Regions from separate parts of the Homo sapiens genome. Here regions 1 and 3 are each linked to region 2. The links are chromatin loops, found by intact Hi-C in ENCODE. Cell type or tissue: PC-3. All regions are shown on one strand.

Region 1 (2,500 bases), 47 kb before region 2:
GATTTAGTAGGCAGGTATTTTTCATAGTATGGGACTTTTACCATTCCTTTATTTTGTTATGATTGGGGTTTCTTTCCCTATTTTGATTCATTATTTTTATTTTAAATACCCAGGCTATTCAATACTCTTGGTTCATCAAATTCTTAATAATCTACATTATATGTTAGTTCAAATGTTTTTCAATGAGTGAACATAGTTTTCCAAATAATGTAAAATATCAAGAACAACATGCTGACAGTCTTCCTCTCATCCTCCACCCCTGAAAGAAAACAATGCTTCAGTTCATACATAGGATTGTTTTGTAGGAGATTACTGTTTTATCTGAGAACAAAATAATGAATGAGGAGACAATAAAGGAATGTATCTTTTAATGGCTAACTCCCTTATCAATGCCCGACTCCTCATAGCCTAGAGCATATAAATATACTTAGTTGAATAATTTCTAAGTAAGTTAAGCACTACCATGTACCAAGTGATTGTTCAAGCCACTTGGAAAAGGCAGAAAGAGGTCAAGTGATTTCTAGTGATTGCTTCATAAATAATATGATATCTAGATTGATATTTTAAATTTTAGATTGCTAGAGTATTTGCAATTTTTAATACAATTTATCATGGTCTACTAAGGGGAAAAAGAATAACACTTTTCACTTTAAAGGCATTAGTGCCTTTTCAGAAATATAAATGTCTCATATTTATTATAGTATGGTTTTGATATCCTTCAAAGGAGTTAGGTTGTGCAGGGATTTTCCCAGGATCAAGAAATATAGCTAAAGTGAGTTCTATGTTTTTATTTATTTATTTATTTATTTATTTTTGGGACAGAGTCTCAGCCTGTTGCTAGGCTGGAGTGCAGTGGTGCGATTTGGCTCACTGCATGCTCCGCCTCCTGGGTTCACGACATTCTTCTGCCTCAGTCTCCCGAGTAGCTGGGACTACAGGCGCCTGCCACCACGTTTGGCTAATTTTTTGTATTTTTACTAGAGACCGGGTTTCACTGTGTTAGCTAGAATGGTCTCGATCTGCAGACCTCGTGATCTGCCTGCCTCGGCCTCCCAAAGTGCTGGGATTGCAGGCGTGAGCCACCGCACCCGGCCGGTGAGTTCTAAATAGCCAATGCAGTCATTTGCTTTTCATGGGTCTGATTACTCACTGACCAAACTGAGTCACCCTGATACACTGATAATTTTTGTGGGTTCCAAAATTGTTCCTCTGCTATAAACGTAAACCACTGCAATTACTTTACAACTGAATTCCTTTGGACCCTTAAGGCTAATTAATTTCACTCTGCTTCTCAACTCTGTTGTCCTTGGCTGCCATTCTCAGTTTCTATTTTCTCACAGACTTTAAATATTGCACTGCCTTGCCCTTCCTCTCCTCCTGGCACATCCTCTTCCTTTTCCAACCTTTTCTCCTGAGACTTGTGGAACCTTGTCCTAGTAAACAGATTTCCTTGAATTTTGCTTATACATATAATCCAGAAAATAACTTTTAGGTCTTCTAAATACTTCTAGAATCAGGCCTACTATAATCAGTTAGCCTAATAACTGGTGTCTTGACTTCCTCCACTCCTAGTGAATACTAAATACTAAATTTTAAGCTTTTTACAGCCTTATGTTAATAACATAATTTCGCTAAATAAAAGTCTCCATGGGCTACACAATAATTTCCAAATTCTATGGGATGTGCCATGTTTATCTCCTCTTAAATTCTCTCATTCTACATGCATTGCCTAGTAAAGTCATTTCAGATCATGTTTGCTAACACTGTTTCCTTGCATTAGAATATAATTCTCCACTTTCCTTAATTTGGAAACTCTAACATTATTTAAGAGCCATTGAAAATTTAACCTTCTTCAAGAAGCCTTCTCAATACAACTAATTTGAACCAGACATTCTTTCGTTTGTTCTTTTATTGTATTTGTACTCTTATATATGGTCTGTTTTGTGTTATATTTGAAATATACCTGTATTTATTATCCAACTGGTTGCAAGATTTTTAAAAAAAGGGACTTTCCAAGTCATCTTTGAACTCTTGGAATGACAGTTCAGAGGCTGAATCACAGCAGGTATCAAGGATATTTTGCCTAAGAAAGGGAACAGAGAAACACTGAAAAGCACCCAACAGAGGTTATGGTGAAGACAACCAGTGATATCTAAATACAGGCATAGAGTATGTATAAGACTCCTGGGAACTAGAACTGAGAAGACATTAGAAACACAGCGTTTTCATCTGCTTCTCCCTCAGGGGATGCATGGCCTATCCCATTTCTATCTCATATTCTCTCTGTCAGAGCAGTTCCTCTAAATCTGGTGACACAAATGCCCACACTGTTCTAGGATGGACTGTACATGATCTAGGTCTTTCAGCTTTCATCACTATTGAGCAACTTTCTGTAGTCTCTTAGTTCAAATAGGCCAGCAGGGGATTCATAAAGCTTCCATTTTTGAGCCAGGCCATAATTTGTTATAGGTTACAGGGCAAGCTAAGGATCGGCTTAAGC
Region 2 (2,500 bases):
ACTAAGCAGAGAGACAAAATCCAGTTACAAAACAGTAGGCAGAAACAGGGAATAACAGCTAAAAGCAAAAGCATTTTGATGGAGGTGGGAGGTGGGGCCTGCAGTGTCTTTGAGCCCTGGAATGCAGTTGCCACACTTTTTTTTAGGACAGTCGTGCATAGATTCAGCCATGGGTGGGTGGTTGCCAAATTAGTTTGAACTGACAAATATGCTGGGACCCCCTTAGGAGAGAAAGTGAAGAAATAAGGACTGAGGAGAAGTGGGGGCTGGCCTCTGAGTGAGTCCTACTATGTGCCATTTTATGGTAATCAAAGGAGCATCATTGGTTCCTTGATGGAATCCAGAGCTGAATCCGCAGAGAAGTCATCTGGTGGTTGGCACAGTAGTGGGAGAACTCATTGGTCAGAGATGGAGTCAGGAGGCTGATGTGAGCCTGGAAGTTGGCACATGTACAGTACAACCTTAAGCTTTCGTTGGGCATAGGGGAAATAAGATCAAATTCCCAGGAGAGAGAAAAGAGGGTATAAGAGGGTGGGGCGTTAGAGCCCACCATGCTGGCTGAAGTCCCAGAAGGCAACTGCAATGCTAGGAAGTGATATTGAACAGAAGTTTAAAGTTTTGATACCAGTGTCTGAGAGATGAGTGGCCTCCATATCAGGATGGATCTACTGAGGCTCTATATTAGTCTATTTTCACACTGCTAATAAAGACATACCTGAGACTGGGTAATTTATGAATCACAGTTCCACATGGCTGGAGAAGCCTCACAATCATGGTAGAAGGTGAAGGAGGAGCAAAGGCACGTCTTACAAGGCAGCAGGCAAGAGAACGTGTGCAGGGGAACTGCCTTTTATAAAACCATCAAATGTCATGAGACTTACTCACTTTCACAAGAACAACACAGGAAAAACCTGCCCCCATGATTCAATTACCTCCCACTCGATCCCTCCCATGATACATGGGGATTATGGGAGCTACAATTAAAGATGTGATTTGGGTGGAGACACAGCCAAACCATATCAGGCTCCATGAATTCCTCTCACAGTAACATGAAACCAGGGCTCAGAAGCCCAGTCCAGCTCAGGCTGGAGCCCAATCTACCAATAGAAGGCATCTATTATGTCTGCAGAGACTTCTGTGGGAGAAGGATAGCAGGAAGAGGACATCTCTCCTTTCCATTCTCAGACCAGAGTCCACACTCATACTTTGTCAGAAGAGAATGACCATTACAGAGTCAGAAGGCAGAGTCAGTAACTGTTAACTGGCAGCAGTAAGATCAACAAAACACTGGCTTTATTATTCAGAATTCTTTCCTGTAATAATATTTGGTTTATTAAAAATTTACCTACGTTTCCAATATCCCAAATAATTTATATTGGGTTATATAAGACAAAAATGAAATTGTACTTTGATTAACAAACTAGTCCACAGGCTGTGTAGAAACTACCACCCACAATTATGAACAATGATTATTCATTCCCCAAACATTAGTCATCCACATTCAAAGGGTTAGCTTCAGCAAACAGAAGCTTACTTTATTATTATTTTTAAATCTTACGTTCTTGGAATGCTCAAGGCTTTCTCCAGTAATTAAAAATAAAGCATTAAAAAGATCTTAAATTAACAATTTTGTTAAAGGAAAAATGAGCTAAGAGATTCAACTGTATTATTCAAAGGATATAAGTAGCAAATATTCTTCTGAAGTGCATATAAAAAACACATTCAGCACCTTTGATTAAGTCACATGGTATCGACAATAACTTTTAACTTGTCTTTCTTCAAAGTTTAAAAAAGAATTAGAAAAATATTTAATCTATTCAGCTCTTTTTGTCTTGTGCCAAAACATATCTTGGAATTTCAGGGAGTCAAGCTAGCTGAATAAAAAGAAAAGATCAAAGGCAATGTTTAAAATTTTTGTAGGAAACACAAAGAGGAAATTTAAATAATATCCAAAATAAACAAAGTGGAAACTTTGTATGACACAACAGCACAGGCAGTAACCACTGAATCCTGCTGGAACTGTGTGTAACCAACTGTGTATAACCAAATATTCAAGTATAAATGATCTCATTCATACCTGAATACTTACATGATTAAATGAGATCATTTATACTTGAGTGTACATACTGCTGGAACTGTTTGTATATTGAAGTATAAATGAGATCTGAACTGTTCCCATAGGTATTCAGCACATCTCTGGGCACTCACAACGCTTTTTTTTTCTGTTCCTACAGAGCTTTCAGTGACAAACTTTAGTATGTTGAAATGTTTGGGGCCTGTCTTCTTGTCTAGAAATTAAGTGACACTGCACCATGCCACCTTGGACATTGTGAAATCTAGGTTGGGGATAGTAGGAGGTGTCATTTATTGTTAAGACATATCTCACCCTAGGACACCATTTTTCTACGGTACTCAGGAACAGGTAGTTCTGTCTTCCTTTGGAATAGCCAACTGAATTAGGTACATGTTGGCTGAGCTATGTTTATGATATATAATTTGT
Region 3 (2,500 bases), 180 kb before region 2:
AAGCGATTCTCCTGCCTCCACCTGCCGAGTACCTGGGATTACAGGCCTGTGCCACCACGTTTGGCTAATTTTTGTATTTTTAGTAGAGATGGTGTTTCACCATGTTGCCCAGGCTGGTCTCGAACTCCTGACCTCAAGTTATCTTCCTGCCTTAGCATCCCAAAGTGCTGGGATTACAGGCGTGAGCCTCTGTGCCCAGCCCCTCTAAATTTTTCTTTTTTTCTTTCCTTTTTTTTTTTTTTTTTTTTTTTTGAGATGGAGTTTTGTTCTTGTTGTCTAGGCTGGAGTGCAATGGCGCGATCTCTGCTCATCGAAACCTCCGCCTCCTGGGTTCAAGTGATTCTCTTGCCTCAGCTTCTCGGGTAGCTGGGATTACAGGCATGCACCACCACACCCGGCTAATTTTGTATTTTTAGTAGAGATGGGGTTTCTCCATGTTGGTCAGGCTGGTCTTGAACTCCCGACCTCAGGTGATCCACCCGCCTCGGCCTCCCAAAGTGCTGGGATTATAGGTGTGAGCCACTGTGCCTGGCCTAAATTTTTCTACACTAAAATGTATAGCAATTTTAATGAACTAGTGTCATTATTGATAGAGACTAAAAATCCAATTAGTTAATCTGCTTGCCAATTTGGGTCATTGCCAAGAACTATTTCTAAATTTGATTGCATTGATTCAATAGACTTTCCTAGGTATTGAGATAAAAGGTTGGTAAAGAAAGCTAACAAACGTTTTTTTAAAAAGTATTGGGAAAAATGAAATAGTGTATCTCTCTACTTGCTTGTTATCACCATTTGTATGCTTCAAATCAAATCCAGAAACCTATATAAAAATATGAAAAGATATAAAAACACCAAGACACTGTTTTATGTACTTTCCCTCACACTCATTTTTTGCTTACACTCTTATTGCTGCTGCTGTTCTTCCAGTTAATGTGTAACTTAGTGTTGTTTTTTGAGATAAAAAAGTTTACATGATATGATTCACTTCCTTCTCTGTATATCCCATACTCCTGTAGTACACTTAACGAATCTTACTGCCTCTTGTTTTTTGCCTTTAAAATACTCATCACCAGATTATGAGCTCCTTGGCAGGGCCCATGACTAACCCTTTCTTTGTATCCCCAGTGCATAGTGTAGTACTGGTACGTGCTAGGAACTTTATAAACATTTGTTGAAATAAATTGATTTGGCCTATCTGCTGTAGTAACAGCAGGAGGGTAATCACCTGCTACTTTATTGTTTCTGGTATGGCATCTATTAATTAGCTGCTGAGTTGAGTTTTTCTAGTTAAATAGCTTTCCATGGAAAATAGGCATAATAATAGTTTCTTTTTCTTTCCAACTTTTATTTTAGGTTCAGGAGTACATGTGCAGGTTTGTTACATTTCATGGGCATTTGGTGTACTGATAATTTTGTCACCTAGGTAATCAGCATAGTACCCAATGGATAGTTTTTTTTTCTCCCCTCCCCTCCCCCTCCCCTCCCATCCCCCCCACCCCCCTTTTTTTATTCAGACATAGTTTCTCTTTTGTTGCCCAGGCTGGAGTGCAATGGCGCAATCTTGGCTCACTGCAACCTTCGCCTCCCAGGTTCAAGTGATTCTACTGCCTCAGCCTCCCGCGTAGCTGGGATTATAGGCACCCACTACCATGCCCTGCTAATTTTTGTATTTTTGGTAGAGCCAGGGTTTCACCATGTTGGCCAGGCTGGTGTCAAACTCCTGACCTCAGGTAATCCATCTGCCTCGGCCTCCGAAAGTGCTGGGATCATAGGTGTGAGCCGCTGCGCCGGCCCCAGTGGGTAGTTTTTCAAACCTTACCTTTCTCCCACCATCCACCCTCAAGTAGGCCCTGGTGTCTATTCTTCTCTTCTTTGTGTCTATGTATACTCAATGTTAATAATAGTTTCTTACTTGTAGAATTATGATGAGGAATAAATGGAATAATATATGTAAAGTGTTTTGTAAAGTACAAAGTAAACATTCAGTTTTTGGTTGGCTATTACTCTAGCTGCTACTTTTATTATTGTTCTTATTATTAATCATTTTGATTTGGTTTTGGTAACCAATGCACTATTTCAGATGAAAAGCCTAAGCATAATGGACTGTTTGAGTCCCCCCCAAATCCATACATCGGAATCCTAACCCCTAATGTGATGGTATTGGGAGGTGGAGCCTTTGGGAGGGAATTAGGTCCTAAGAGTAGAGCCCTCATGAATGGGATTAGTGCCCTTATAAGAAGAAACATGAGGGAGATGATTTCTTTCTTGGCCAGGTAAAGATACAACAAGAATACCGTCTTCGGCAAACCAGAAAGAGAGCTCTCAGCAAACACTGAATCTGCTGGTGCCTTGATCTTTAACTTCCAAGCTTGCAGAACTGCTAGAAGTAAATGTTTGTTGTTCAAACCACCCCATCAATGCTGTTTTAGCAGCCTGAACTAAGACAGAAATTGGTAGTGGGAGTAAGGTGCTGATGTAACAATTACCTAGAAATGGGGAA

Evidence for each region. Hi-C counts contacts between places; a loop is a spot of excess contacts. Peaks named below come from ENCODE experiments on the same cell type or tissue, not always from the same donor. Only the 100,000 strongest peaks of a DNase experiment are listed, where the experiment ranks them.
Region 1: it touches region 2 in a loop (2.3-fold over the local background); 1 of 110 quality-filtered maps calls a loop at or near these places.
Region 3: a loop joins it to region 2, with 6 times the contacts of the local background. A loop is called at or near these places in 1 of 110 quality-filtered maps.

Annotation. Positions count from the first base shown.
Region 1 is chr2:195,410,100-195,412,599 of GRCh38, reverse strand. No RefSeq gene overlaps it. Among named protein-coding and RNA genes, the nearest start is that of LINC01825, 120 kb to the left of the region's middle. In PC-3, no CTCF peak of the experiment used is centred here; a DNase peak (open chromatin) is centred at 1,169; H3K27ac peaks cover 600 bases.
Region 2 is chr2:195,363,223-195,365,722 of GRCh38, reverse strand. The region is part of intron 1 of LOC105376755 (a long non-coding RNA gene); the gene reads left to right. Among named protein-coding and RNA genes, the nearest start is that of LINC01825, 170 kb to the left of the region's middle. In PC-3, no CTCF peak of the experiment used is centred here; DNase peaks (open chromatin) are centred at 1,032, 1,482 and 2,022; H3K4me3 peaks cover 464 bases; H3K27ac peaks cover 2,160 bases.
Region 3 is chr2:195,543,211-195,545,710 of GRCh38, reverse strand. No RefSeq gene overlaps it. Among named protein-coding and RNA genes, the nearest start is that of LINC01825, 11 kb to the right of the region's middle. In PC-3, no CTCF peak of the experiment used is centred here; a DNase peak (open chromatin) is centred at 1,050; H3K4me3 peaks cover 350 bases; H3K27ac peaks cover 1,432 bases.